Regions from separate parts of the Homo sapiens genome. Here region 1 is linked to region 2. A link is an interaction called in ENCODE POLR2A ChIA-PET data of the cell type or tissue named here. Cell type or tissue: OCI-LY7. All regions are shown on one strand. Each heading gives the region's core, and the rest is flanking DNA. Links, peaks and the distances in the headings are about the cores only.

Region 1 (16,336 bases), core at 4,313-12,312, 250 kb before region 2:
GGGGTCTGAACTGATAAATGTTTGGCTCCCTGTCTGTGTTTTCCTCCATCTTGGTTTTGAACCGCCTTGCAGCTAGGACTTGGGACTGCCAGGGACATGCTAACTGGGCTCTGGAGCTCGGGGCCCCCAGCCTCAGCACCTCATGCCTGCATCCCTTCTCTTGACTTGGAGTGATCCTGTTGTTCTGTCTTACAAATTGGGATCTCTCCCTGCATGTGGGCTTTGGTGACAGCCACCAGATGGTAGGGACTGGTTTTTATAGTAACTCATTAACCTCTTGCCATCCTACAATTAAGAAAGCATTTAATTGCTTTTTCTCAAGCCATCCTATGAGTGATTCAGGCAGCTTGCATTCATCATGTGAACCAATTTGCAGCTAGAGCCTGAGAGAGTGGGAGCAGCGGGGAGTGGCAGGCTTGGGCACAGTGAGCACCCTGGGTGGCCCTGGATTGCCTTTTGGGACCTTCTGGGAGGGGAAAACAGGCTTCAGAATCTTCCCCACCCCAGTGATTTCCTTCTAGGTTGAGAGATTCCTTTAGATTGGCTCCGAATACACCTCAGAGATTGTCTAGGTTCTCTCTTCCTCTCATTTATCTGTTCAGGAGTCTAAGGCCAGAGAGGTCAAGGGACCTGCTCAAGGTCACACAACTAATTAGTGGCAGAATGTGGGCTGCAGTCTAAGTCTGTTCACTTCCTGTCTGCCATGCTCCAGCCACCCCCGGCTTTGCTAGCTCTGGGGGCTGTGCTTCTGAAGTGCTCTAGAACTGTGTTCAACTACTCACACATGACAGTACCCACTCTTCTCCTTCCCAAACCTCACACCCTCTGACTGGGCCTCAGGGCTTCTGCTCAGTGGACAGACGACTCCCTTCATTACTTGCAGGGGGACATGCAGATGCACCACCCAGATTCTCCACCAAGGAGGGACTTGTTGCCCCAGCAGCTGGCAGGGTGGCCAGTGGCCTGCCTTTAGCCGTTAGCCCCCTTGGAGGACCACCTTAGCTGCAGAGAGCTGCCTTGCCCAAGGGCATGCCATGTCCGATGTCTAATCAATGTGAAGGTATAAAAACCTGGTTATTTTGGTTCAGTGCAGGACAACTCTGATGGATGGACCATTTTCCCTCCAGAGCTCCCTGTGGGGTTAGCCAAGGGCCTGCATCCCAGCTCTACTTCTCTCTCTGCCCGATGCTGCTTCCTCCCCATCACACCCTTAGGTGTTGAACTCAAGAATATTTCTTAATAAACACCCTGAACACTAAACCCTGTCCCAGTCTGCTTCCCAGAGAATCCCATCTATGGCCCCCATCCCATCCTTAACTGAGGCTGGGCTGTTCTCAAGGACACCATCTCCCTGCAGCCATGGAGTGAATGAAGTGTGGGCATTCTCTTCGATCCAGTGGAGCTGCTTTCTTTTTGTCTCCACTGTGCCTCCTTGTGTCTTGTAAAAAGCCCCCCTCCTTCAAGACTTCTGCCATGTGGCTCTGTCCTTCTCCACCTTGGGATCACCCACCAGCCCACCAGCTGTTTTCTGCGATTGCCCAGCAGGTCCTGGATCAGTCTCTCCCCATCAGCTCCTACCATCACAGGCAATTGTAGCCTCTACATGGGTGGCCCAGCCAACACTCTGACTTGTTCATTCTTGGACCCCAGTGATCTACTTGTCACTCCCACCTCATCCAGCCACTCCTAGGGTCAGGTCATAGAGGAGTCAGTGTCATCATCCCAAACCACATGATCTCCAAAATCACTAGTTCAGATGCTCTAGCCAACCTTGACTAATCTTCCAGCTTACCTGCTCAGGCTTCTTCAGTGCAACTGTTCTTCAACCTCATCAAGACCTCTGACCTACAGACCCTCTCCCAAATTTCCTCCTGTTGACCCTATGTTGCCCATCTCTCCTGATCTACACTCGATTATTTTGTCCCCCCCTTGCGATGACTCTCTGACGAATACCCTGAGTGTCCTAGCCCCTTTGTCCTAATGCATGTGCCTGGCTAAACTTCAGTTCCAGATGAAGCTGACCAACACTACTGTTCTGAGGCTGCCTTTGGGTGGCTAAGAGTTGCTGCAGAAACTCTCACCACTGGTCCTGTTGGCATCATAATAAACTCACAAATCACCAATGCACTTGGGATTCTCAACAATTCCTGGAAGTCTCATGATGTATTTCAGTTAGCTCATTGCACCCTCTTCTCCAAAATAGCCATTACATTCCTTCACCACTCATCCTCAAATTCCACCCCCTATACCCTCAGCTAATGGACACCCCCCATCTCTTTTATAGATAGAAAAATCTGGCAAGAAGGAAACCCTCCCAGCTTCCTGAGCCATCTTGGCAAAGGTCTGTCTGCATTCATCACTTTCTTCTTCCATCTTGCTGGGGTGGAGAAAGTGTCCCCTCTTCCTGGCAATGGCCACATCTTCCACACATGTTCGGTTTCATCTTAGAAACTCACTTCATTGCCTACTCCCTTTCCTCTATAGCTAAGCTCATCTCTCTTACAGATCCTTCCCTTCGGCAGCCAAGTTTGCTCTTTCTTCCTTCCCTCTCATGAGAATATAGGCTTCTGGAGAGCAAGGCTGTGTCTATCTCTTTCCCGTTGTATTTGTGGTATCCAAAAATATGCTTGGCACAGGCTCATGTTTAATAACATTATTTGACTTTCTGACTGACAGACTGACTGTCCTCTTCAATTTGATTCAATCTTCATTACCAGTACTATCAATTGCTTTATTGAATCCAAGGAGCGATACTCAGTCTTCAACTTTCTTGATATCTCAGCAACATTCCACATCACCAAACACTGCCTTCTTTCTCCTTTCTCTTGCTTTACCTTCTTCACATCTGATTAATTCTTCCTAGCTTCCTTTAGGGATTCTCTTCTTCCAACCTACTTTTAATGGTTGGAACCCTCTGGGCCTGCTCCTGAACCACCTTCCTTTTCATTTTACACTTTCTCGCTAAATGATCTCACCCCCTCCCATGGTTTCCAGTTCCATTCACTTTCCAATGGATCCTACACTTATTTCACTAGCCCAGAACTTTTTTCTGAATGCCATATTATAAATTCTACATGCTACTTATATCAGCATCTCTGTTTATCTCATAGGCATCTATCTCTAAATGAGCTTATCCAAAACTGAACTCATGTTCATCCCAAATCAGCCTGCCCCAAGCCTGGGATCATCCTTCACATAGTATTAACCCTCACCCTCCACAATCAATCAATCAATCATCAAATTCTACCTCTAAAATATACCTCCATGTAGTCATTTTGCATTATTTCCACTGATACCATCTTAGTTCAAGCCACCTGTGTCTCTCACCAGGATAGCTACAGTGGCTTCTGCATCATTTGGGTGTTTGTCCCTGCTGAAACTCAATGTAATGGTATTAAGAGACGGGGCTTTTAAAGGGTGATTGGGGCCAGGGTGGTGGCTCATGCCTGTAATCCCAGCACTTTGGGAGGCCGAGGTGGGCAGATCACCTGAGCTCAACAGTTTGAGACCACTGGCTAACATGGAGAAACCCTGTTTCTACTAAAAATACAGAAAAATTAGCCAGGAGTGGTGGCGTGCACCTGTAATCCCAGTTACTCAGGAGGCTGAGGCAGGAGAATCACTTGAACCTGGGAGGCGGAGGTTGCAGTGAGCCGAAATCGCGCCATTGCACTCCAGCCTGGGCAAAAAGAGTGAAACTGCGTCTCAAGAAACAAACAAACAAAAATGGTGATTGGGTCATGAGGGCTCTGCTCTCATGAATGGATTAATCCACTGGTTAATAGATTAATGGGTTACTATAGGAATAGGTTAGTATTATGAAAGTGGGTCAGTTATAAAAGCCAGTTTGGGCTGGGTGCAGTGGCTCACACCTGTAATCCTAGCAATTTGGGAGGCTGAGGTGGGCGATCATGAGGTCAAGAGATTGAGACCATCCTGGCCAACATGGTGAAACCCTGTCTCTACTAAAAATACAAAAATTAGCTGGGCGTGGTGGCACGTGTCTGTAATCCCAGCTACTTGGGAGGCGGAGGCAGGAGAATTGGTTGAACCTGGGAGGTGGAAGTTGCAGTGAGCCAAGATCACGCCACTGCACTCCAGCCTGGTGACAGAGTGAGACTGTCAAAAACAAAAAAAAAAGAAAAGCCAGTTTGGCCCTGCTCTTGCCCCCTCACCATGTAATGCCCTGTACCATATTGGGACTGTGCAGAGTCCCCACTAGCAGATGATCCTAACCAGGTCTCCCTTGACCTTGGACTTCCCAGCCTCCAGAACCATAAGAAATAAATTGCTTTATAAATTGCCCAGTCTGTGGTATTCTGTTATAGCAATAGGAAACAAACTAAGACAGCTTCCAACCTAGTTTACCCACATCCACTCTTGCTTATCTTCAGTCTATTTACACTTAGCAGTCACTGTGTACTGTGCTTTAAAAATACAAGTTGGGTCATGTTGTCACACTTCTCTCCCAACTGAAAACCCTTCAGTAGTTATTTGTAGGATAAAGACCCAAATCCTTGACATACTCCACAAGGTACTCTGTGCCCTGGCCTCTGCCTAGTTCTCTAATCTTGTCTCATGTCACCCTTTCCTTTGCTCACCAAGCTCTGATAATACTGACCATCTTTCAAATGTTTGTTTTTGTCCTGCTCTTTCACACTTCTGGGCTTGATCATATTGTTCCTATGGCCTGAAATACTCACCTTCTTTTCCCAGTCATCCTTCAGAATTTAGCTTAAATGCCTGCCATTCCCTCTGGGAAACATTTCCTGGCTCCAGTCCCTAGGTTAGCTCCCCCAAGTTACTTTCCTTGTTTTCATAGAGACTATTGGGTATTCATCCAAATGTATTCTCCTCTTTTTTGGAGAACTGTATTTCTTAGACTGTCTTGCAGTCAGGTGGGGTCATGTGACTAAATTCTCCACAATAGGATATGAGCGGAAGCAATGTTCGTCCCTTCCAGATCTGGCCTATAGAATCCTCCCAAGAGTGCGCCTTTTGGGTCTTTCCCTTTCCAGCTTACTGGGGTAATATACCCAGAGCAACTGGAAAGCCATATGTTGAAATTGACACAGCCTCTATCAACATGGGCCCCTGAATAACCTCATGGAGGAGAGCCGCCTCACTGACCTGAACATCTTGCATAGGATTTTATCTTGAAGAAGAAATAAGTTTTCTAAGAAAGTGGGTTTCTTTGTTATCAGACCTCAGCCTACCCTCATTGATATCATAGCCTTTAAGATAATTGTAATTAAACAATTGTCAATTAGCTAACATTTCTCTCTGCTAATAGATTGTAACTCCGTGAAAGTAGGGAATATCTTGTTCACCACTTTTTCTCTAGGGTTCAATAAATATTTGAACGAGATGGCTCATCCGAGTTGCATGGAAAACTAGCGATGATGCAGGAGCATGCCTGGTCTGTAACGTTATTTGTAATTTCAGATATCGCTTTCTTAAGAAAAATTAGGTAGTGGCCGGCAGGCCCTTCCTGTACTGCAGACCTTCCCTTCTGCTTCATTTGAGTTTAATTTGCTCTTTTTAAATTATACTTTCTTAAGGTGGAAGCTTAGATTATTGATTTGAGAACTTTCTTCTGGCTTATATTGTTGTAATCAGAACATATTTTGTATCAGCTCAGTTCTTTTAAATATCCTTCTTCTTGGTGCACAAGTTCCATGTGCACTTGAAAGGTGTACAGTCATGCACTGCACAATAGTGTTTTGATAAATGACAGACCACATATATGGTGGTGGTCTCATAGAATTATAATAAAGCTGAAAAATTCCCATCATGTCGTGATGTCATAGCCATTGTACCACTGTAGCACACTGCATTACTCATGTGTTTGTGTCACGCTGGTGTAAACAAACCTATCACACTGCCAGTTATATAAACGTGTACAGCAGGCTGGGCGTGGGTGGCTCACGCCTGTAATCCCAACACTTTGGCTAAGGTGGGCAGATCGCTTGAGCCTAGGAGTTTAAGACCAGCCTGGGTAACATGGTAAAAACCCTGTCTCTATAAAAAATACAAAAAATTAGCTGGGCATGGTGGCATGTGCCTGTAGTCCCAGCTACTCAGGGGACTGAGGTGGGAGGATCACCTGAGCCTGGGAGGTTGAGGCTGTAGTGAGATCGTGCCATGGTACTCCAGCCTGGGTGACAGAGTGAAACCCTGTATTTAAAAAAAAAAAAAAAGTGTACAGCCATGTCCTAGGCCTTCACATTCATTCACCACTCACTCATCCAGAGCAACTACCAGTCCTGTAAGCTCCAATTATGGTAAGTGTCCTCTATAGGTGTACCATTTATAATTTTTATACTGTTTTTTTACTGTACCTTTTCTATGTTTAGATACACAAATACGATTGTGTTATGATTGCCTATGGTATTCAGTATGGTAATATGCTGTACAGGTTTACAGTCAAGGAGCAATAGGTTATACCATATAGCCCAGGTATGTAGTAGGCTATACCATCTAGGTTTATGCAAAAACACTTTATGATGTCCTCACAATGACTAAATCACCTAACAGACACATTTCTCAGAATGTATTCCCATTGTTAAGTAATGCATGGCTGTATTCTGTTGTTGGGCAGAGTGCTCTATAAATGTCAAGTAGGTCAAGTTGATTGCTAGTGTTGTTCAGTATATTCTGACCAGTTTTCTGTATGCTTGTTATATCGATTATTAAAAGTGTTGAATTCTCCAAATGTAATTATGGATTTGGATATTTCTCTATTCAGTTCTATCAGTTTTTCTTTTATGTATTTTAAAGCTCTGTTGTTAGATGTACATACATTTAGAATAGTTTTTTCTGTGGAAGGGATCGTAAAAAATGAAAAAATATAGAATAGTTTTGTCTTCTTGGTAATCTCTCTGTCATTACGTAATGCCTCTCTTTGTCTCAAGTAATATTCCTTGCTCTAAATTCTACTTTGTCTGATCTTATTATAGGCAATCTAACATTTTTTGGATTGGTTTTTGCATGGCATAATTTTTTTTATTCTACTTCTAACACATCTGATTTTATGTTTAAAGTGGGTTTTTTGTAGATAGCAGATAGTTAAGTTTCCATTTTTTTATCCAATTTGACAACCTCCTTTTATTTGGAGTGTTTAGGTCATTTACATGTAATGTGATTATTGATATGGTTGGTTTAAAATCTAGGATATTGCTACTTGTTTTCTACTTGTTCTGTTTGTTCTTTGTCCTTTTTGTTCTTTTTCCCTCCTTTTTTGCCTTCTTTTGGGTTATTTATTTATTTATTTATTTTGAGACGGAGTCTTGCTCTGTCGCCGAGGCTGGAGTGCAGTGGCGTGATCTCCGCTCACTGTAAGCTCTGCCTCCCGGGTTCACGCCATTCTCCTGCCTCAGCCTCCCGAGTAGCTGGGACTACGGGCGCCCACCACCACACCTGGCTACTTTTTTTGTATTTTTAGTAGAGACGGGGTTTCACCGTGTTAACCAGGATGGTCTCGATCTCCTGACCTCATGATCTGCCCGTCTCGGCCTCCCAAAGTGCTGGGATTACAGGTGTGAGCCACCGCGCCCAGCCTGGGTTGAGTATTTTTATATTAATAATTCCACTTTATCTCCACCATTGGTTTACTAGTTACACTGCTTTTGCTTTTCATTTTTTAGTGGTTGGCCCAGGCTCAAAATATATAACTCTTCACTAATTATGCTCTACCTTCAAATAATTTACCATTTCCCATGTATTGTTAAGAATTTTATACAAATATTTTTTCATTTCCCCACTCCCATCCTTTGTGTTAAATGGTTTTAATATTTTACTTCCACATATATTATAAGCCCCAAAATATACTGTCATTATTTTTGCTTTAAATAGTAATAGTAAACCAGGCCAGGTGTAGTTGCTCACACCTGTAATCCCAGCACTTTGGGAGGCCGAGGCAGCAGATAACTTGAGCCCAGGCATTCGAGACCAGCCTGAGCAACATGGTGCAACTCCATCTCTACAAAAAGTACAAAAATTAACCGGGCATGGTGTTGCGTGCCTGTGGTCCCATTTACTTGGGAGACTGAGGTGGGAGGATCACTTGAGTTCAGCAGGTTGAGGGCTTCAGTGAGCTGTGATCGTGCTACTGCACTCCAGACTCAGTGACAGAGACCCTGTATCAAAAAAAAAAAAAAAAAAAAAAAAAGAAGAAGAAGAAAACTATATATTTTAAACTACAGAATTCACTATACTCTTCATTCAGATTTTCCTATTGTTAGCTGACATAATCATATTACAGTTATCAAAACCAGGAAATTAACATTGGTGCAATACTGTTAACCAAACTACAGATCTTATTCAAATGTCACCAATTTCCCCACTAATGTTCTTTTTCTGTTTCAGAATCCTACAGCATTGAGTTGTTTCTTTAGTCTCCCTTAATCTGTAGAGTTTTTCATTCTTTCCTTTAGTCCATGACCTTGATATTTTGATGAATACTAGTCAATTACTTTTTAGAATGCCTCTCAATTTGAGTTTGTCTGATATCTTTTCATGATTTGATTGAGATGATGCATTTTTGGCAGGAATACCACAGAGCTGATGTTGTGTATTTTTCAGTGCATCATATCAATGTATCAGTGAATACATAATACTGAAATGTCTCATAACTGGTGATGCTAACCTTAATCACTTGGCTAAGGTGATTTCTTTGGAGTTTCTCCACTGTGAAGTAGTTACTATTTCCCTTCTTTGTAATTGATAAATATCTTTGGGGAGATACTTTGAGAGTATGCTAGTATCCTGTTTACCTTCAAACTTACTTTTACTGATTTTAATATCCATCAGTGGATCTTGTCTTTAATAATTATTACTGTGGTGTTTCTCTAATTGTGAGTTAGTATTTCTCTCATTCTTTCCACATTTATTAGTTAGAATTATTCTGTATACCAGTATGGACTCATGGATATTCTTTTTATTCTAAGGGTTATAATCCAATATGGGTACTATCATTATTTGTTGCTCATACTGTCCCAGCTCTGGCCACTGGGAGCTCCTTTTGGTTGGCATGTCCTTTCTGACATGCTCCCATCCTTTTTCAAGTACTTCTTCCTTTTCTGGCATCATAAGATGTTCCAGGGTTATCTTACATTTTCCCTGTCCCAGTCCTAGAACCAGTCTCTTCTCCAAGGAGCCCTGTTGTTTTGTTTTGTTTTTGATTAGAGAATGGTATTGAGAATCTGTATTAGTCCATTCTCACATTGCTATAAAGCACTGCCTGAGACTGGATAACTTATAAAGGAAAGAGGTTCAATTGACTCACAGCTCTGCATGGCTGGGAAGGCCTCAGGAGACTTAAAATCATGGTGGAAGGGGGAAGCAAACACATCCTTCTTCACATGGTGGCAGCAAGGAGAAGTGCCCAGCAAAAGGGGGAAAAGCCCCTTATAAAACCATTAGGTCTCTGAAAACTCACTCACTATCATGAGAAAAGCATGAGGGTAACCACCCCCATGATTAAATTACCTCCAGTGAGGTCCCTCCCATGACAGGTGGAGATTATGGGAACTACAATTCAAGGTGAGATTTGAGTGGAGGCCTAGAGCCAAACCATATCAGAATCCAAGATCTGGGTGGTAGCTGTGCTCAATGCTACTGGTGAGGTGGAGGAGGAACTCCCTTTTCTGTACTCTGCTATTATTTGCCTGGTCACTCTTCCAGTATTTTCAAAGTTAGAATTATTTAATATTTTGTCAGTCATTCAGATAATCCTTAGGCCCCTTTTCTAGTGTTCTTCTCTACTTCCTATATATTTTCTTCATGTGCCCTTTCTTCCCACAGAGCCTTACAGCTATAAGGGGGTGGAATGGTAGCATGACAGATCACATGCTAGAATTGGGAGATTTTTCTGTTTTCACTCACGGTTATCTTGCAGTTTAAACATTCTTTGTCTTCCAGCTATGCTGATGGTGTGGTTTGTGTAATACAATGTAGAGACCCTGACTACTCCAAGCTCATCATTGTGGACCTATCTGTGTATTTTCATTTCAGATGCTGTATTTGTCACTTCTAGAAATTTTTTCTTTTTGTCTTTTCTTATGGTTTGGAAAAGATAGTTTGGGAGATACTTAGCTTACCTTTTCCATCTAATGTCATTTTCCTTTTGCCTGAAGAACTTCCTTTAGTATTTCTTGAGCCCAGAGCAGCTGGCAACAAATTCTTTTATTTCTGTTGTTTAACAAAGTAGTTATTTTGCCTTCACTTTTGAAAGATATTTTTGCTGATTATAGAATTCTATGTTGACTGTGTTTTTTTTTTCCCTTTCAGTTATTTAAAGATGTTGCTCCATCATCTTCTGGCTTGCATGATTTCTGACATGGATTCTTTTGTCACCTTTTCTTTGCTTCTCTGTAGGCAATGGGCCTTTTTTTGTTTCCTGACTGCTTCTAAGATATTTCTCTTTATCAGTAGTTTGAAGTAATTTGGTTATGATGTGTCTTGTGGTTTTATTCATGTTTCTTTTTCTTGGAATTCATTAAGATTCTTAGATTTGTAATATTATAGTTTTTAAACCAAATTTGGAAAATAGCACATCATTATTTCCTGAAATATTTCTGTTTTCTGTCTTCTCTCCTTATGAGGCTCTGATTACATATATGTTAGACTGTTTAATATTGTTCCACTAGTCACTGATTCTCTGTTCATCTTTTTCAGTCTGTTTTCTCTGTGTTTCATTTTGTATAGTTTTTATTATTATGTCTTCAAGTTTAATTATCTTTTCTTCTGCAATGTCAAATCTGCCCTTCCATCTGTGTGGGTGTGGGTACGGCAATAGCTGTGAATGGATTTGTTATTTTAGAAGAGCATTCCTCATTGCCTTCTTGGATACCCATCTCAGCCCCATGCCTGTTCTCATACCCCCTCCCACTCCTTCTCATAGGGGTTGCTATTGACTCTTCTGAGAAGCCACCCTGGAGCTGGCTACCCGCAGCCCCTGACCAGCTATGGCTTGGGTATCCCCTATAACCCCACCAACATGACCCTCTAATGGGAGCTCATGGGTCACACCTTCTTCCAAGAGGATAGGTGGGCAACATACCCTTAGATTCCCAAAGGGAAAAGTCCCCAGCTGGGTTCCTATCACCCTCAGGTCTACCTAGAAAGCAATGTCTACCCAGTGCTAGTGGGGAATAGGTGCTGGGCCCAAGCAGAATCTCTGGGTCCACAACCAGATGCTTTTTGGTCATATGTACAGGCACTTTAATGAAGCAATACAATGTAGAGACCCTGGCTACTCTAGGCTCATCAATGTGGACCTGTCTGTGTATTTTTATTTCAGATGCTATATTTGTCACTTCTAGAAATTTAATTTGGTTCTCTTATATGTCTTTCACCTTTTCCTGCATGATGTCCATGCTCCTCTGTACCTTTTTGAACATATGGAGTATAATTATAATAAGTATTTTAATGTCTTTGTCTGCTAATTCAATCATCAGTGTCATTTTGGGGTATATTTCTATTGATTGATTTTTCCCCTGGTTGTGGGTCATATTTTTCTGTTTCACTGCATGCCTAGTGATTTTTTGTGAGTTATATGAGTTTCAATATAATTTACATGCCATCAAATCTCACATAACATAAAATTCATTGTTTAAAAATATACAATCCAGTGGATTTTAATATGCATATTCACAGGGTTGTTGAATCATTACCACTATTTAACTTAGAGCATTTTTGTCACACTAAAAAGAAACTCTGTACTTGATAGCAGTACTTCCAATTTCCCCCTCCTTTTATGCCCTAGCAATCACTAATCTACTTTTTGTCTCTGTGAATTTGTCTATTTTGGACATTTCATATAAATGGAATGATACAATATGTGGCCTTTGGTGTCTGGTTTCTTTAACTTAGCATAATGCTTTCCAGGTTCATCCATGTTGTAGTACGTATTAGTACTTCTTTCCTTATTATGGCTGAATCATATTCCATTGTATGATGATACCACATTTTTTTTTAATCCATGCATCATTTGATTAACATTTGAGCTGTTTCCACTTTTTGGCTATTATAAATAATGCTGCTATGAACATTTGTCTATAAATTTTTGTGTGAACATATGTTTTTAGTTCATTTGGGTATGTACCTAGGAGTAGCATTGCTGGAGTCATATGGTAAGTCTATATTTAACATTTTGAGGAAATACTGCCAGACTATTTTCTGAAGAAGCTGAACCATTCTAGATTCCCAGCAGCAATGTGTAAGGGTTCCACTTTCTCCACATCTTCACCAGCACTTGTCATTGTTTGTCATTTTGATTGTGGCCATTCTAGTGGATATGAAATGGTATCTCATTGTGGTTTTGATTTGCATTTTCCCTAACGACTAATGAGGTTGAGCATCTTTATATGTGCTTACTGGCCATTGGCATATATCTTCTTTAGAGAAATGTCTGTTCATATCCTTTGCCCAATTTTTAATTGAGTTGTCTTTTTATTGTTGATTTGTAAAAGTTATTTATATTTTCTGGATACTAGACCCTTATCAGATATATAACATGCAAATAATTTCTCCCATTCTATGTGTTGTCTTTTCACTTTTTAATAGTGTCCTTTGACTCTGAGAAGCTCAATTTATCTATTCTTTGACTTGTTGATTATGCTTTAGTTGTCACATCTAAGCAACTATTGCCTAGTCAAGATCACAAAAATTTACACCTATGTATTTTATAGTTATAGCTCTCACATTTAGGTGTTTGATCCATTTTGGGTTAATTTTTGTGTATGGTGTAAAGTAGAGTTTCAAATTCATTCTTTTGTATGTGGATATCCATGTGTCCTAGCATCATGTGTAGAAATTAGTATTCCTTTTTTATTGAATTGTCCTGGAATCCTTGTTGAAATCAGTTGACCATAGATGTATGGATTTATTTCTGGACTCTGAATTTTATTCCACTGATCTATATATGTCCATCCTTATGTCAGCACCACACTGTCCTAATTACTGTAACTTTGTAGTAAGTTTTGAAATCAGGAAATCAACTTTGTTTGCCTTTTTAAAGTTTGTGTTGGCTATTCTGGGTCCCTTGCATTTCCATATGAATTTTAGAATCAGCTTGTCCAGTTCTGCAAAAAAAAAAAAAAGGAGTTGGAATTTTGATAGGGACTGTACTAAATTTGTAATCCATTTGGGTAGTACAGGTTGAGTATCACTTATCTGAAATGCTTGGGACCAGAAGTGTTTCAGATTTCAGATTCTTTGGGATTTTGGAATATTTGCATATACATAATGAGATATCTCAGAGATGGGACCTAAGTCTAAACATGAAATTTATTTATGTTCCATATAAACATTACATACAGCCTGAAGGTATTCTTATACAATATTTTAAAATAAGATTGTGCATGAAACAAAGTTTGTATACATTGAACCATAAGAAAGCAAAGGTGTCACCATCTCAGCCACTCATGTGGACAATCTATGGTTGTTTGGCATTACCATCATGCTGTGTGCAGAAAAGATCTATCACAGCTGAAGGAGGCTGAGGGGTCTTTTCCCCTTGGTTACACTGAATATGTGTTCTGTGTCTGCGTTTTGACTATGACCCATAACATAAGGACAGGTATGGTGTTTTCCACTTGTGACATAATGTCAATGCTCAAAAAGTTTCAGATTTTGGAGCATTTCAGATTTTGGATTTTTGAATTAGAGATATTCAGCCGGTATTGCCATCTTAAAATATTAAGACTTCCAGTTCCTGAACACAAGATGTTTTGCCACCTATTTAGATCTTCTTTAATTTCTTTCAACGATGTTTTCTAGTTTTCAGTATACAAGTCTTGCACTTCTTTGGTTAAATTTATTTTAAGTATTTTATTCTTTTTGATGCTATTGCAAATGAAATTGCTTTCTTAATTTCATGTTATAGTTGTTATTGCTACATTTTTACATACATTTTGTGTACTGTTGTTGTGTCCTGCAACTTTACCAAGCTTGTTTATAGCTCTAATAGTTTATTTTTTGTAGATTCCTTAGGGTTTTCTATATATAATATCACACTATCTGTAAATAGAGATACTTTTACTTTTTCCTTTATGATCTGGATGCCTTTTATTTCTTTTGCTTGCCTAATATACTTGCCAGAATCTCCAGTGCAATGTCAAATAGGAGAGGAGAGAGCAGATGTGCCTGGAAATTTTTGACTGTGTACATTTTGGATTTTACTGTGTTGGGTGTTGGATTTTGCTGCATTCCTTTAATTATTGTTGGGCTTTGTTCTGGGATTGCAGTTAGGTTGCTTGAAATCAGTTTGATCCCTTTAAAACTTGTTTTTACACTTTGTTGACATGGGTTGACAGTCTTTGGTCTAGGGCTAATTTCACTCCACTATTAAGGCAATAGTTTTCTGAGGATTTTACCTGATGCCCTGTGTATACGGAGGTCTATTTCACTCTGGAAGCTGGGATTAAAAATTATTGCAGGCTCTGTGTGAGCTCTGGGGATTGTTTGACCTACTCCTTGCCCAGCCGTGGGCAGTTTCCTCACATGCATGTGAGGGTTAATGCTCAAAGATTGGAGTTGAAGTCTTCCTAATCTTATTCTAGCCTCAGGAAATAGAGAGATCTCAGCTATGCTTGTTACTTCTCTCCATTTTCTACAGGAGCTTGAACTAAAGTCAAGCTGATGTGAACATACTCTCCTGCCCTTCACTTCTTGGGTAAAGGTAATTGGGTGATTAGGGTAATCACCGGGTAATCAAGGATGTTTGCAAGCTTCTGCCCACAAAGAAAGCCAGGGTAGGGAGTAATGGAAATGGTGGGAGTGGTGGATGAGGCTGGTCTCAGACAATCAGGCATCTCCATCAGGCTTGAAGAGCAAGACAACCTTCCTCATTACCCCATACTTGGCAATGCTTCTCCTACTTACCTGCTGAGAACAAGAAAGAACCAGAGCAGGCCAGGACACACAGAAGGTTACAAATTCCTGGAATCCCTGGCTCCTGCCTGTGTTGCTACAACAGTGGGCTGCAGTTTCCTCATCTCTAAAATTCATAGAGCCAGACCAGAGGTACTCTAGACCTGGCCCCACTCTGGCAGTCTGGGGTTGTGAGTTTCCGAGCCCCTGGCCTCTACTCTCACTCTGAAACTGTAGGTGCAGGGCAGTGTCATTTGTCTCTAACCCAGTGAACATGCAGCTTAGCCCCAAGGAGCCCCTAAAGCCACATAAGAATGTCAGTAAGCAGCATGGTATTTCTGCTTGTCCTCATCACAGATGGAACATGAAAGAAACTAATGCTGATAGAAATGTCTGACTTTTTTTTAGAAAATTAACGGTTCTGGATAAATTATTGACTCTGTTTCAGGAGTGGTGAGGTGACAAGAAGGAGTGGCTCATTTGCATGATCTCCGGCTGCAATGGCAACCACACTCAAGTGGGAGTCCTGACTCTTCCACTGACTGCCTGTGTGACCCTGGGGAAGGTACTTAGCCTCTCTGAGTTGCTGGATTCTCATCTCTAAAACTGGATTTTAAAAAATCTGCTATCAACCTCACCTATGCTGGCTAGAAAAAGGCAGCATATTTCTCACCTATGCTGCAACCTCACCTATGCTGCAACCTCACCTATGCTGCAACCTCACCTATGCTGGCTAGAAAAAGGCAGCATGATTTTCAAACTTAGAAGAAATCTTATGTAGAATTTAAGCACACAGAAACATGCAGAAACTTATAGGTTAAAAAAAAAAAGAGGGAAAATACATTGATAAATAAATTGGGGTGAAGGAGCAGACCAAAGGTGGTCCTTGCAGTGAGAGATGATTGTACATAGCCCTGCTGGAATGTGGCAGGAGCTTGGCTGCAATGTGGCCAGGGGAGCCATTTCCACTGCTCCTGAGGGTGGGGCAGGATGAGCGAGAAGAGAGGCTGAGTAAGGGTGGAAGAGAAGAGCCCATGAAGGTTGGGGAGAAACACTCACCGTGTGTCAGGAACTAAGAAGCTTTTTAACTTGCTGGCAATAAGGTGTGGATGTGGTCTCTTTTCAGGACCTCAGTGTTTTCAGTAAGTTCAGCTGTTGGTGTGATGGACCAGGCAAGTATGTGTGATTATTTATTGGCTTATTTCTTTATTTATTATGTGGAAAAGGGGAGTTTCCATCGACTCAATGTGAGGTGGTGATGGCCCCCCTCAATGTGAAGTGGTGATGGCCCCAGGATCCCACAGCAGGGGAAGCTCTGGGAATTCCCAGAACCTGGGAGGAGCTGCTGGCTTCACCAAGCTGTGCAGCTGGGGGCTTGAGATGCCTCAGCTGGATGTCTTGAAAGGGTGTTGCTCCGCCTGGCCATGGGCAGATGGGGTTCGTGAGCTCCCCGGGACGTCGT
Region 2 (16,336 bases), core at 2,656-10,655:
GACTGGCTGAGCCCAGGAGTCCAAGGCTGCAGTGAGCTATAATCATGCCACTGCACTCCAGCCTGGACAACAGAGCAAAACCCTGTCTCTAAAAAGAAAAAAAATTTAAAAAAGGAAATGCAAATTAAAGCCACCATGAAATATCACTACACACCTATCAGAATGGCTAAAATAAAAAACAGTGAAAATACAAATATTGGCTAGGATGCAGAGAAACTGGATTACTCTACGCTGCTGATGGGAGTGTAAAATGGCGCAGCTACCCTGGAAAGCAGTTTGGTGGTTTCTTAAAAGTCTAAACATACACTTACCATACGACCCAGCAATCGTACTTCTGGGCACTTAGCCCAGAGAAATGCAAACATATCCACACAAAAAACTGTACATGACCATTCATAGCAGCTTTATTTGTAATAGTCCCAAACTGGAAACATTCAAAATGTCTTACAATAGGTGAATGGTTAAGTGAACTTTGTATATCTATACCACGGAATACCACTCAGCTTTATTGCGGAGTATTTCATTTTTATTAATGAATGAAATACTGAGACACACAAGAATTCAAATGACTCTCACGGACATTATACTGAACAACAACAAAAAAATCCAATCTCCAAAGGTCACATACTTTATAATTCCATTTATAAAACATTCTCAAAATGACAAAAATACAGAGATGCTGAACAAATTAGTGGTTGCCAGGGACTCGGGATGGTGGGAATAGCATGAGGGAGATATTTGTGGTAACAGAATAGTTCTGTGTCTTTATGGCAGTGGTTACATGAATTTACACAGGTGATTAAAGGACAGAATTATGCACGTACATGGTCTCAATGTTATTTTCCTGCTTTTGATATTGCACTATAGTTATGTAAGATACAACCATTGGATGAAACTGGGTGAAGAGTACACAGGACTTCTCTGCACTAATGTTGCAACTCCTTGACAATCTATAATTATTTAAAAAGAAAACATTAAAATTAATAACAACAGTATCAGATTATTATCCACAGTTGAAAGAAGAATCCTTGAGTCTATACTGATATAAATGAATACATACATAAATAAATGAGAGGAAGGAGGCTCTTACCTATAGAAGGATTCCAACTAATAAATATAGAAGGGATGTTGGAATTGGAAGAATCACCACCTGACAACCACCATAGCAATAACTGTTTCAGGCAAGAACTATCAATGGATGCTAAAATGAGTGGGCAAATGTATGATAAGAAACAGAATATTTATATAATCTCAAAGTGTCTTCTCACAAGACACTGGTTATTTTACGAAAGGAAAGAGAGCAACTGCAGTGGAGAAACCTGGCAATACCCTTAACCAAGTTATCCAAGTTAACATCCCTAGCAAGGGACAGAGCAACATGGTTCCCTTCCTGATACGATGCACTGAGAAGGACACAGCATCATTTCTATGGCAGCCTGCCAAATTTGCATAACCGGCAATTCTGAATATAATTTAGAGGAAACATCATCACACGGATCCATATTGAGAGACTTTTTACAAAATGTTCTCTTCGAACATGTTAAGGCCATGAAAAACAAAGGAGGGCTGAGAAACTGTTGCCAATTAAAGAGGACTAAAGAGACACAGAAACCAAATGCAAGTGTGATCCTAGGTTGGATCCCAGATTAGAAAAAGGTTATTAGTGGGACAGTTGGTAAAATCTGAATAAAGTCGGTAGTTACTATTGCAGCAATGTTAATTTCTTGACTTTGACAATTGTGCTGTGATTATGTAAGAGAATGTCCTTTTTCAAATAAAAACATGTTGAAGTATTTAGAGGCAAAAAGACTTCTGCAATTTACTTTAAAATGCTTCAGGAAAATAATACACACATATGTATACATGCATATATGTATATATACATATTTGTATAGGTAGACATATACACACATATACATATATATGTAGAAAGAGAATTATAAAGGAAATTATTAAGCAAGTGTGGTAAAATGCTAACATTTGGGGATTTCTTTGTATATTTTTGCAAAATATGTAAATCTAAAAGTATTTCTTATAAAGTTTAAAATATTAAAATTAATAGAAAAAAGTTAATAGACTGTACTTCTCTAATGGGTAATTCAAAATGGCTTTGTATTGGCTTTCTCATTAGAGCTGCCCTCATGCAGGATCACAGTGAGGCCTGGACATGGCCATCAAGGTTAAGGGATAGAGAAGAAAGGTGCAGTGGTGTCCGCGCCTGCCTCCTCAGTGCAGCCATGGACTTACAGGGCCAGCTTTGGTCCAGTGGGGATGGGAGGAGGGGTCTAATCTCTCCTAATTTTTCTCTCAATACACTTCCTTCCTGGAGGAATCAAAGAACCCAGTCAGACAGGGCCTGTGTGGAAAGGTGGGGCTGACCGCTCTCTCACAAGTCATGATGCACATGCAGCCAACTGGGCGCCAAACGGGGGCCTGGGCCACAGTGGGGACAGGTGTGTGGGGTCAACTTGGCCAGGTCCAGTCCTCAGAGACAGGCAATGGAGGCCTGCGGTGGAGTGGAGGTGAGAAGCCAGCAGTCTGATTTCCACTCTGCTTTGCACTAGCTGGGTGTCCTTGAACAGAAAGAAGCCTTAACAGCTCTAGATCTCAGCTTCCTCATTCATCAAGTGGTACCAATACTTTGTGCTATGCCTTCTCTTAGAGGTGGCTCAGTAGGGTCTGAGGAATGGGGAGGTACTCTGGAAACGTCATATGGTAAAGTCATACTCTAGGCCTTCAAATGAGCAGGGAAAACAGAAGCTCAACAGAGGTAGAAGTTCACTTTGGTTGTCCTCTTACTCATTTACTAATCCACCTATCCACTTATCTACCTATCCATCTCATATTCACCCCTTCACTTATCTACCCATTCATCTCATATTCACCCTATAGTCATCTACTCATTCATCTTATATCCATCTTTCCATTCATCCACTCATCTACCCATCCACTTCATATCCACCCATTCATGCATCTATCCATCCATCCCATATCCACCCATTCATTCATCTGCCCATCCATCTAATATTCACCCCTCCACTCATCTACCCACTCATCTTATATCCATTCATCCATTCATCTACCCCTCCACTTCATATCCACCCACCCACTCATCTATCTGTCCATTTCATATTCACCGCTCCACTCATCTACTCATCCATCTTTTATCATCCATCCATTCATCCACTCATCTACCCATCCACTTCATATCCACCCATTCACTCATTTATCCATCCATCTCATATCCACCCATCCACTCATCTACCCATCCATCTCATATTCACTCATCCACTCATCTACCCAACCACTTCATATCCACCAATTCACTCATTTATCTATCCATCTCATATCCACCCATCCATTCATCTGCCCACCCATCTCATGTTCACCACTCCACTCATCTACCCATTCATCTTATATCCATCCATCCATTCAGCCACTCATCTACCCATCCACTTCATATCCACCCATCCACTCATCTATCCATCCATCTCATATTCACCCATCCACTCATCTGCCTATCTATCTCATATTCACCCCCCACTCATCTACCCATTCATCTTAGATCCATCCATCCGTTCATCCACTCATCTACCCATCCACTTCATATTCACCCATTCACACATTTATCTATCCATTTCATATCTACCCATCCATTCATCTGCCCATCCATCTCATATCCATGGTCATCTACCCATTCATCTTATATCCATTCATCCATTCATCCACTTATCTACCCCTCCACTTCATATCCACCAACCCACTCATCTATCTGTCCATCTCATATTCACCCCTCCACTCATCTACCCGTTCATCTTATATCCATCCATCCATTCATCCACTTAGCTACCCATCCACTTCCTATCCACCCACCCACTCATCTACCCATCCATCTCATATTCACTCATCCACTCATCTACCCCTCCATCTCATATCCATCCATCCATCCATTCATCTGCCCATCCATCTCATAGTCACTCATCCCCTCATCTATCCAACCACTCTCCAACCACTCATATCTATCCAACCACTTATCTACCCATCCATCTCATAGTCACTCACCCACTCATCTATCCATCCGTCTCATATTCATCCATTCACTCATCTACCCATCCATCTCATATCTATCTATCCATCCACTCATCTACCCATTCATCTCATATCCACCCATCTACTCATCTGCACTTTCATCTTTATATCCATCCATCCATCCATCCATCCATGCTTTGATCCAACATCTATCCACCCATCTATCTATTCTGCATCATTCTGTTATCCTTGCATCCAGCTATCCAACAATCATCCATCAATTCATTTATTCAACATCCATCTACCCTCTGTCCATCCTTTTTCTTACTCACAAAACAGTATCTTGAGCACAGCTGGTACCAGAAACACCCAGCTAGATTCTGGCATTCAATGATAAATAGAACCATATGAGACTAGTAGCTCACAGTCTAAAAGAACAGAAAGTGTAAACTAAAACAATACACCAAAAACTACTATGAAGAATAGATAAAGTGCTATTGGAACTAGAGGTGGGAGTTGGCATGGGGGCAGCACCACTGAATTTAGTGACCTGAAAAGGAAAGCTGGAGGGTTAGTGAAATAATAGGCTGCAGACCAAGGGAGCCATGGCTGCATGTTTAAAGCCACAGCATGGCTTGGGGTATAGGGTAGGTCCCATTGGAGAGGACACAGTGAGTGGGTGGTGGGGCTGGTGAGGCAGCCAGGTGAAAAGCAGGTGAGGCCTGAGGTTACCATAGGCAGGACTTATCTGACTGGCCTCAGCAGTGCCCTCCCAGGTTGGCCATCTGTCCCTGGAGGGGCACAGCTTGGCTCCAACTCCCCCATGCCCTGGCAAACCAGAGTAAAACTGCTCAGTCCTCATGCGTCTGGAGTGATTGGAGGCCCAGCCTGTTCAGCTCCGAGTTAGAAAGCAGGGTTGGCCAGGAGGCTGCCAAGGCCACCAGGTCAGGGCCAGGGTGGGGCTGCCCAGGGAAGGCAGGAATCAGAGATTTGTGTGGCCTGCTTGGAATTCTTGGTGGTTCCCTGCCTTGGGAAGCTGCCCCTGCTCATTTGCTGACTGTGGCAGGGCGAGGTCCACGCCCCAGGAAATTGGATGTGGGCTCAGTTACCCAGTGGCTTCCTAGCTGTGAGAGGGAGGGCAGGTCATTTCGCTTCCCTGAGCTTTGCTTTCCTCATCTGTGAAAATGACAAGAGTGAGGCAAGATGGCTCTGGGCTCTTCCCAGCTCTGGTAGTTCCTAGGAGACTGACACTTGTGTGCAAGTGTGTTTTGTGCTCGAGTCTTGCCTTGCACAGAGGCTCAGGGGTCAGGCATCCCCCCACTGAGCGATATGACTCCCTTCTTCTGGCAGGCTTCTCTCCTGGGCCCCCAGATCTTCTTGGGAGTGGTGACACCTTAAGCCATGAACCAAGAGCAGTCAATTCTGTCTATTGCCCTCTTAGGTCTGCGCAGCTCTGCTGTGAGAGGCTGAGCAGGTGTAAGGAAGGCTAGCAGCTGGGAGCAGGCCCCAGAGGGAATGGGGCTTGCTGGGACAGAGACTTGAGGAGGGAATCTAAGGAAGAGCCAGAGGTCTCAGAGCTGGAGGAGAGGGCTCAAAGGGAGGGGAGTGGGACATTTAAGGTGACATCTATTGGAGCTGCCTGAGATAAACTCTGCAGATTGTATGGTTGTGCCAGAGGCCTGCCTGGGGCCTAGGGATGCTGGTTTGGGGATTTGAGTTTGATCTCCTGAAGTTTATTTTAAACCTAGCTACTGGCTGAGGCAGCAAATGAAAGCAACAGAAATCCTCAGTCAGCAGCTAATGAAACATGCACCACAGCCACCCGCCGTCGGCAAGCCCTCCTGTCTGACACCTGTAACCACTTCATCTTCCGGCCATGAGTCTCTCACCACTAAGCCAGACAGTCCTGCCCCGCAAGGAGCCCTGAGAGGTGTCACCCAGTCATAGCTGGTTTCCATCTGAATGTGCTCTGCTGGGTCCCAGAGCCGTGGGCTCTCTTCCATCTCTTCTCTCTCAGCTTCCTCTGGGCAAGGCCTCAGGCAGCCATCTCCACAGCCAGTCAGTGATGTGCTGGGGCTCCAACCAGACCTTCCTATGCAGGGTCCCTGGCCCTTCCTTGTGCCGTGGCTGCCTGGGAAGCAAGCTTTAGTTCTAGCGAGAACAGAGGTTTGTAGCTTAATGAGCACTTACTCGGGCCAGGTGCTATCTGAGTGGTTTCTGAGTACTGCTCTATTCTATCCTTGTAAGAACCCCATAAAGTGTTTGCTTTCACTATTCCTATCTGTGAGGCTAGTGTTATGTGTTGACGTGGCCAGGCTAGAGTCCACAGTTACTCAGTCAAACACTAATCTAGGCGTTGCTGTGAAGGATTTTGTAGACATGGTTAACACCTACAATTACTTGACTTTAAGTAAAAGAGTTTATCATCTGTAATCTAGGTGGGCCTGATCCAATCAGTTGAAAGGCCTTAAGAGCAAAATTGAGGTTTTCCTGAGGAGGAAGAAACTCCACCTGTGACCCATAGCATTAGCTTCTGCTCAAGAGTTTCCAGCCCGATGGCCTGCCCTACAGACCAGATTTGCTAGAACCCGTGATTATATAAGCCAATTCCTTGATGTATATCATCTACTACTGGCTCTCTTTCTCAGATAGAACATTGACTAATATACCATCTAACAGCAACTGGGCCAGTGTGACACAATTAGTAAGCGGGGAGCCAGGGTTCAAATGGAGGCAGCCCAATCTCTGAGCATGAATTCTTAACCTCTGCAACATACTATTTTTTAATCAATATTAGCACATTGCATCCACAGTTTCATTTTATTGATGAGACTTAGAAAGGTAAAATAACTTGCCCAAGGTCACACAGCTTATAAATGAACGCACTGGAACTCCAGCCCAGGTTTGTCTGATTACAGGCCTGGGCACGCTCCACTATTCTCCGTGGTGTGCTGGTAAGTGTTATCAACTGGTTCTCCAGAAACAAATATATGTATACATATATACACACATAAGTTAATATAAAGTTTATTGCCATCAAGGATTGTAGCACACAATTTACAACTAATAATAAAATATACGTATTTTTTATTATCAATTTTATCTAGTAAATTGATTCTCACAGGATGCTTTTGTTGATACTTCCTAAACTTTTGTATCTATAGTTAAATTATTATTACAATTACCAAATAAGTATAGTTCCTGTGTGAATGTTTGCTGTTTTCTTTTACATTAATAAGTTTGATAGGAATGGAGCAATGGAGGCATGAATTTCATTCATTTGGCAATGACACAAGTGACTTATTTGCTGAATTAAAGAATAGTTTTTGAATATTGGAAGAATATGTCCTCAATTCTTTTTCATGCTATTTACAATTAAAGGCTACCAGCACAACATACTTTTAAGTATAATCTACATTAACATTTTCTCCATTATTTTCTTAACTCTAGACTATCAACAAAACAATAATCAGGCTCTGATTTGTAGCATTTGTCAATTTGTTTGATGTAAATATTCCCACCATCGCTGATTTCAAGCCACCAACATGAGTTACTGCAGGAGGTGTTGAACAGAGATGCTCAGTAGCGCACCTTCATATGGTATTTCTGCCATACATATACAATAGATGTAAACAACCTCAACAGCATAGGTAATTGAAAGATGGGATAAATAGGAAGTGATGAATTTTTGGCATTCATTAGCTTTGTTTTTGTTATAATGTATTTAATTGTAAATTTGCCTAAGTTAATTTTTAATAACTGTTTGACAACCAGCTCACGAAATTCCTGAAATTTTACCAGTCCGTTCATGAACCCGTATGAGCTTCTCCTGCACACTACTTTAAGAAGAGTTCAAGGGCTTTCTCTTTCTTGATCTCCAACAGGCTGTTGGTTATTTTCCCTCTGGAAGGACCTCTTGTGCACCTGTCCTATTGTCATTATTTCTTTCCATGTTTGTCTGTGCATCAGAGTAGTTTGTTGAGGGCTGAGATTATAGATTATAACTCATTCATCTTGGTAATGGCCCAATAAACCCATAAAGTTTTTTGATCAAATGCATAGGTCAGAGATTTTCAAATCTTATTTCCAAAAGCCCAAGAATTCTGCAGAAACATCTCTGGGGTCCCCACAAGCTGACAGGAAGGCTGGAGTAGCAATGCTCCAAAAGCCCAAAGAAAGTGCCACAGAAAAGAAGCAATCAGCAAATGAGAAGGAGCTCCTGGAAATGATTATTGCTAAAAATTATTTTAAAAAATCAATTGAAAGCTTGAAATGCAAAGTTAAGAAAATCTCCCAGAACATGGAGACAATGGCATAAAGTATGGGAGGAAAAAAATATTCAAACAGGATCAATTCAGGAGGCCCAATATCCAACTAAGAGTAGGAGTTCCAGAACAAGAAAAGAAAGAAGATGGAGGGGAGGGAATTATTGCAGAAATAATTACATTTTAAAAGTCCCCAGAGCCAAAAAGGGACACCGAGTCTTTAAATTGAAAGAGCTAAGAGAATATCAAGCAGATATAGAATTGAGCAATTTAAGAATATTAAAGATTAAAGCAGATCCTGGATATTTCTATGGAAACTAGAACATCAGCTCACAAAAACCAGAACATTGACTCTGACAAATAAACCGGAATAAGGGTGACATCATAATACTCTATAGCAACGATAGAGGCCCAGAGAATAATAGCCAACACTTAACATGACGCCCACGATGTGCAGGCACTGTTCTAAGCATTTTACATATGTAAACTGGTTAATCCTCATCACAACTCCATGAGGTAGGTACTATTTTTATCTTAGCTTATTTATGAGAAAACCGAGGCACAGAGAGATTAAGTGACTTGCTGGGTTCTAGGAAATGTAAAGTTAAAATTTAAACCCTGGCAGCCTCATGCCAGAGATCGGATTTTAACCTCATCACTATATTCCATCTCTAAGTGCTAAGTCTAAATGGCTTTGAACCTAGAATTCTACAGACAGCCAAACTATCAGTCAAGGGTAAAGGAAAAAAAAAAAAGTTATATTCAGCCATTCCAGGACTCAGAAATTTACTTCTCATGCTTCCTTTCTGAGAAGTTATTGAATGTATATTTCAGCTTAGAAACCATGAGGAAGAATGTTACAGGATAAAAACTGGTAGAATTAACTCAAGGATCTAATAATGTAAAGGAATTCCAGAATGACCTGTGTGCAGCAGGTCCAGGAAACCCTTTGAACAAACAAGAATAGAGAATCAGGGACCCAGTAGAATGTCAGGAAAGAAGAGAGGAATAGATTCTGAGAAATATACAAAAAGAGGCTGGAAGATATTAGGAATATGGTGAAGAGGCCTGTGCTTCTTTCCAAAGCAAATGAAATAATCAGAAACACCAAAAGAGAAGGAGGAAGAAAAAAACCTTTGATAAGAAGTTAATGCAGCCTGGGCAACATGGTGAAACCCCGTTTCTAAAAAGATACAAAAATTAGCTGGTAGTGGTGACACACGCCTGTAGTCTCAGCTACAGAGACTGGGGTGGGAGGATTGCTTGAGCCCCGGAGATAAAGGCTGCAGTGAGCCGTGATTGTGCCACTGCACTCCAACCTGGGCAACAGAATGAGAACCTCTCTCTCTCTCTCTCTCAAAAAAAAGAAGTTAATGGTTCAAATATAAAGCAAACTAAAATTTGACGTGATTTGGAAGACTTGGTAGAGAGTAAGAAAGGACAATTCTCTTACTGTTGATGCTGGAAGCATTTGATTATTAGAGGCACAGGAGTAATGATATTGTAACCATAGAGAAGGAACTATGATCACTCACAATACACTCCTTGGGGAACAAAGTCACATAATCAACAACATAAACACTGAGCCTCATTTTCATAGACAAAATAGGAAAGGCTTAATAATAAGGACAAAATAGAAGACAAAGATGAAAGAAATAAGAAATTGGGAGATAGAGGTGGACAAAGATGGGGGGAAAATAGGAATACTAATATTCTTATCTTACCGAATGGCTCCAGAAATAGAGGCCCAGAAATATTATTTACATATGCAAAGTTAAACAATAGAGACATTAAAATAGGTACAAAAGTAGCACACATTGGGCAGAGGAAGGGAGCTAGAGATGGGGCGTATGAATTAAGTCCTTCTCCACCGTGGCTGGTCATAAATGGATGATGTGAGGTTGACTGCACACCCTGAGTTGCCCAGGACAGGCTTATTTTATACTGTTGTCCTGTGATTATTAGTTCTGTCTCTTTTCACTTTCAACAGTTTCCTGGTTGAAGGATTAATTATCTGCTACCTGATCTAAAGTTGATAAATGAAAAACATCAGTATTAACACATGACATGGAAAAAACACCAGAGGAGAAAAAACCACCAAAGGAAGAAAAACAAAAACTGTGAACAGTGATGTCTCACCGGGGGTGGGAGCACAGCAGCAGACATTTGTCAAAACTCACCCAACTCTATAATTTAAATGTGTACATTTTATGGTATATAAATGATTCCTCAATAAAGTTGATTAATCCAAATATAGTGGCCTTCAGAGATGGCAGGGGTGAGTGAGAAGCCACTTTTTATTGTTTGATTTTGTTTAAATATGGATTTTTACTTTAACAATGTTTTTTAAATTTATATTTAAAACGATATTAAAAAACAGAGTTTAGGCCTGGCATGGTGGCTTACGCCCGTAATCCCAACATTTCATGAGGCTGAGGCAGGAAGAACACTTGAGGCCAGGAGTCACAGACCAGCCTGGGTAACATAGAGAGACCCTGTCTCTACAAAAAATAAAAATAAAAATAAATTAACTAGCTGGGCATAGTGGCATGAACCTAGCTACTATGGAGGCTGAGGTGGGAGGATCGCTTGAGCCCAGGAGTTCAAGGTTGCAGTGAGCTATGATTGCACCATTGCATTCCAGTCTGGGTGACAGAGTAAGACCCTGTCTGTGAAGAAACAGTGTTGTGTGGGGGTGTCGTGTTGGATGGAGCTTAAGGCTCTACTGGCTTGGATTCTTCCTGAGATTTCAGGTCAGAATTGAGGAGCAGGATGTTTCCTCCGAGCCCCTTTTTACTCTTATGGACAAGAGGGATACTTGAGAAATGAGAGTGCTGGTTCTTATTAGATTTGCCTGGGTAGCTAAAACAGTTACCAACACTGGGATCCACCCCCAAGAGTTCCTGATTTCACTGGCGTTTGAAAAAGCCCTCTTGGTGGCTCTAATGGGCAGCCTGGCTGAGGACTACTGAATTTGGTGAGGGAGCCCTGGGTGGCAAGGCATGAGAATTCAAGATGGGAGGATGGATAGGTAAGGGGTAGGAGTCACCTAATCACATTCTCTCCCTTTACAGTGGGGAAACTGGCCCAGTGAGGGAAAGGGTCTTGCCCAAGGTGGGGTGGCAAGTCAGTGGCCCCTGGCTGAGGCTAGAACATGGGCTGCCTGACTCCTGGCCTTGTGCTCATTTCTTCACACCTCGAGGGTTCCATAGGCTTGACTTGGGAAGGGCAGTAATACACGTGCAGGGGTTTGCTGAGCACCCGCTGCCTGCTAGGCCCTATGCTAGATGCTGTGTGTGGCTTCTCTCCTTCAATCTTCCTGCCACCCTGTAACTCCTGTCTCCTATGTTATACTTTAGCTAAGAGCTGCTTAGAGAAGTTAAATGACTCACCTTATTTTGTGCCATTCTCATTAGGCTTTAACCTAATATTTCTCAACATGTGGCTCTAAGAAATATTTTTCTCTAAATTTCTTGGAATGCTTATTAAAAATGCAGATCCCTGGGCTGCACCCTAGACCTGTGGAATCAGAATTTCTGGAGGTAGGATTCAAGAAAGTACATTTTAACCAATATTCTTAAGCCCACAAACAATTGAGAGCCACCACTCCCAGGAGCCTTCTTTGCATCACTTGAGCAGACCAACCCTTCCCGCCCCAGGGCCTTTGCAACTACTGTTTCCTCTGCCTGCTGAACAACCTCATCTGCAACTCACTCTTAAGTCTAAGCTTTCCCTGGGATGTCTTTTGACTCTTTAGACAAGGAAAGGTCTTCCCATTGCACGCTCCTTTGCACAGTAGATGTTTCCTCTGTGGCACTTACTACGATGGTAACTTACAAAACAACATGTGTGATGTTTTGTTTCATGTCTTTTCCCTGCTACACTACGAGCCTCATGTCCATTGTGTCCACTGGGTTGCTCACAACTCCTGGCCCCATGCTTGGCACCCAGCAGGGGTTAAACAAGCAGTCCGGTTACACAGCCAGAGACGAGCAGAGCCGGGATTCAACCCCAGACCTGTCTGATACCGGGTCTACTTCTAAACCTGCATGGTGGACTGCCCCAGAAAAGCAACGACCCAGACCAGACATGAGGGTCCTAACCAGTCGCTCATTCTCCAGCCCCCTAAGCCACTCTGCTTATTCACAACTAGTAGTTCCTTTTGATAAATACTGATAACCAATAATTAAGGGGCCATTGAGAGCTTGGATCTTCCCCTACAGGCACAACACCAGGCACTGTGATATCAAAGCACAGACAAAATCAAGTTTCATGTCCTGGCAATTACTGCAAGCAGTCCCAAACAGCCAGACACACTGCATAAGCTCAGTGAAGACCTGAGTCTCTGTCCTTTCAGATGTTCTGATAGCATCTTGAATGAAAGTTCCACCTGGGCCCAGCGTGCAATAGTAATAGTAGTAATGGATTCAGACAAATGAGAATTTACCAGGTCAGTAGGCCTGGCCTGCCCCTGCCCCACACCCACCCCCAGGCTCATTCCCAAGCAGAGCATGACAGGCACTGGGATTTACTCAAAAGTTTGCTCTAGTCCTGGTCTGGAGAAACTCTCTGTGTTCAGGCATGCCAGAGACCAGAAGTGATCTAAGAGGTGCTTAACAAGCTGTAATGCGTGTCAAGAAAAACTGTAAAAGACTAAAATGGTGGGAAAAAAGAAAGGGAAAGAGATAGACTACTGGATGTCCCAGCGTACCCTTCTGGGGGTTTTGTTTTTTCTCAGTCTTTCATTATCTGAGCTATTTTACAATTCTGCAAATTGTAAAAAACTGATGGTAATGCAAATGATTCTTGTCCATATAAATATAAATTATGTCCAATGCAATGCAACTGATTATTGCCCTATAGATTTTTTTTTTTTGCCAGTTTTGCATCTGTTTGTAAATTCACTTCAGATTCCTGATGACCTATATTATGTGTCTACTTTTGCATTCTCCTTTGAATTGATTGTAACATCTTAGTGGTTTCCTCATTAATGAATGAGTGAAATAAAACTTTTGATCCAGGCTCATTCTATATCTGTATGAGAGTCATGATTATACCTCCTTTTGATTCTTTTCCGTGTACATATAAATTACCTGAAGATCTTGCTAAGGCACAAATTCTGATTCAAGGTCCAGAGTAGGACTTGAGAATCTTTCTGCAAGCTCCCAGGTGATGTCCATGCTGCTGGTCCACGGATGCCACTTAGGTGTTAAACTGTTCTTGTGGTAATTCAACTTAAAATAGTGATACAATGTTTCTGAATAAATAAATTATTATCTATACATTAGGTTTTCTTCATTAGCATAAGGAATGTTAAAAGGTTTTTTTTTTTTTTGTGGAATTATGTTGTAACAGGACATGCTGTCCTTGGATAAATAAGTTATCAGAAACTGGTCAGGAGATCTCTGGCCGTGGATCCCAGCACTTCCCCAGGGTCCCATCACCTAATCGTCAGTGTGAATCCACAGGTCTGCAGAGCCCTCTGCACATTTCCATGCCCTGTGGGCTCACATGCTTCCAACTCTGGACTAACCCCATAAAAGGGGCTGGAGGGCTGAGGGTGGCCATTAACTATGCAGGGTTCCCCTTCAGCTTGGGCTTGGTCACCTCCAGGGAGGGGGAACTCACCACTCCCAAATATTCCTGTACCTCTCAGACCACAGAGACTAGGTGCTGGGGGATCCCCTGGGATCCTGGCCAGTCCGTCTTTGAGCCAGGAGCCCTCCAGTAGACAGGTCTGTGCACGGCGGAAGGTTCCCCGGTTTATGCTGCTCAGGCAGACAGACACCTGCCCTTATCCTGTCTTGCTTCCTGCCACACAGGCTCGCAGGGGAAGTCCTGGAGAAGCACCTTCTAGGGCAACATTTGAACTGCTGCACATCAGTGGCCTCTGCTCCTGGGGTGGCAATTTTGGGCACTGCCCATGCAGTTTGCCAGGCTCTGGGTCTTGTGGGCCATTCCTGCGGAGGATCTGGAAAACGTCACACCAACTTTCCCCCTTCACTGGGCCTGGGAAGAAGTGACGTGTCAATTACCCGATCATTTGGTCTGGATCCAAGGCACAAAGATTAGAACGCAGAAAGGACTGCAGTCCTTAGAGTGCTGGCTCCAATCCTCCCACTGCCCTGGGCCTTGCGCAAAGCACTTTCTCTCTCTAAGCCTCAGTCTCCTTGCCTGTACAATGGGGAAAACAAAATTCAGAGCCTAGGCTTCGGGTGAGGCCAAGAGGCCAGGGTGCAGGTGAGCATTCTGGCAGAGTTCCTGCCACCCAAAATGCTCTTCCCATTTGGAATGGCAGGCTAGATCTCCTCTCTCAGGTACCCCCCGCCAGCCCCTAGTGCATGCCCCTCCCTCACAGCTCACCTGGCTCCACTTTCTCATAGCAGTCATCGCTGAGATTCTTCCTTATTGTTTGCTTTCATTCATCTTACCTTTCCTCCTCCCTGGGGGCAGGGACCTTGTCTGTCTGCTCCAACTTTGGACTAACCCAGATTTGGGGCAGACAGTCTGGCTGTGTCCCTGCCCCCAGATCAGCGCTAGGTGTGCAGAAGGTGCTTGGGGAGCCCCTGCTGCATCGATGAAGGTGTCTTGCACCATGCCTTAGCAGGGCCACAAAAAACATGAGTTCTTTTCCCAGGACACTTGGCACACACTGCAGTCTCCTCCCTGTCTTCTCCCCACCTTAAATCCAGGCTCCAGGAGGGTTTTCTTCTCTCTGCCAAAGCAAACAAAGAAAAACAATTTTCCTGCCATTCATAATTGTTCCATATTTTTCTAATAGGCCTAAGCCTGGCCTCGAGATTTCCAGTCACGGGTCATTCGCTGTCTTGTTGCTCGCAGAGCCACAGAGGAGAAGGCTGTGGGCAATTAGTGTGAAAGCTGCCTGCTGCCAGCAGCCCTGCCCGCTCGGCAGGAAAAGGACATGTCTGGTACCACCAGCATCTGCCAGGGGGTGGCTGGGCCTGGACCCCACATGAGCCAGTTCATGTCATTCTCACAACCCTGTGAGGACAATGTTATTCCCCCATATTTCTGATGAGGAAACTGAGGTTCCTATGGTTAAGGGTCTTGCCCAGTCACCTACTGATGTGACAGAACCAATGTCTGAGACCAGGTCTATCTTGTGTCACTGTCAGGTCCTAGAAATAGAAGAGGCAGAAGGGAAGGGGTTGGGGGTCACTGTTGACCCTAATGGAGGGGACTCCCTCTGACTGATTTGACAGATAAAACTGCAACCAAGCGTCCCCTGGGGCCTGGAACAAATCACGCCCTCGGGCGTTGGTAGCCTCTATTAGATGCAAGGATCCCTCAACAGCATTCCGCTGCTTATGGGATCAAGTCCAGGGTCCTTAGCTGGGCAGTGAAGATACTCGGTAATAAAGCCATAGCCTGCCTTTCCAGAATTCTCTTCTCTGACCACAGGCTATGCCCCAGACATGCCTTGTATTCCTCAGCCCCTGCCCTCAGCCTTGGCTCCCTGCCTGAAACACCCATCAAAATCTGGTCCATCCTATCAGGTTCAACTCAAATCCCTACCCTAGAGCCCCTTCCTTGAATCCTCAGCAGCCCTATGAAGCAAATACTATAGCTGTGCACATTTTGCAGATGAGGGAACTGAGGATGGATGTTGTGTCTTGCCTGGATCCACACAGCGAAGTCAAGGAATCTGGAGGCAGCTGAATTTCTCCACCTCACTCCCCTTCTACTCCCAAAGACTCTTTCTCCCTGAGGACAAAAGGGCATGTGTCAGGGTCTGCTGTCAGAACAGACCCTAAGAAAGGTGGCTCCTCCTGGGCTGGAGGTTGCCGATGAGACCTACAGGTCCTCAGACCTGGGGTGATCTCCTGGGGCCTATAAGCCTATCCCTGCCTTCGATGAGAGAGCAGATGATATGCTCTGATCCGGGGGTCCGACATATCCTTTTTCTATCCCAGTGGGAGTAGAATCCTCCTAGCAAGGGGACATTTGATATTCCTTTGTTTGTATGGGGGTTGGATGGAAGAGAGCAGGAGAAGGGGTTGGGGAGAGCAATTTGGGGTGGT

What was found. ChIA-PET counts read pairs that join two places held together with the same protein. Peaks named below come from ENCODE experiments on the same cell type or tissue, not always from the same donor. Only the 100,000 strongest peaks of a DNase experiment are listed, where the experiment ranks them.
Region 1: POLR2A ChIA-PET joins it to region 2 with 5 read pairs; 2 of 35 experiments call an interaction of 5 or more read pairs at or near these places.

The regions. Positions count from the first base shown.
Region 1 is chr15:70,540,317-70,556,652 of GRCh38, reverse strand. No RefSeq gene overlaps it. Among named protein-coding and RNA genes, the nearest start is that of LINC02204, 38 kb to the left of the region's middle. In OCI-LY7, for the core only: no CTCF peak of the experiment used is centred there; no DNase peak of the experiment used is centred there.
Region 2 is chr15:70,290,272-70,306,607 of GRCh38, reverse strand. It overlaps LOC105370878 (a long non-coding RNA gene), which reads left to right and starts at 8,722. Exons shown (of 2, transcript XR_932424.3): 1 at 8,722-8,810; 2 at 10,285-10,546. RefSeq lists enhancers at 4,913-5,414, 5,610-5,709, 5,730-5,799, 6,020-6,149, 13,653-14,152. In OCI-LY7, for the core only: no CTCF peak of the experiment used is centred there; a DNase peak (open chromatin) is centred at 5,907.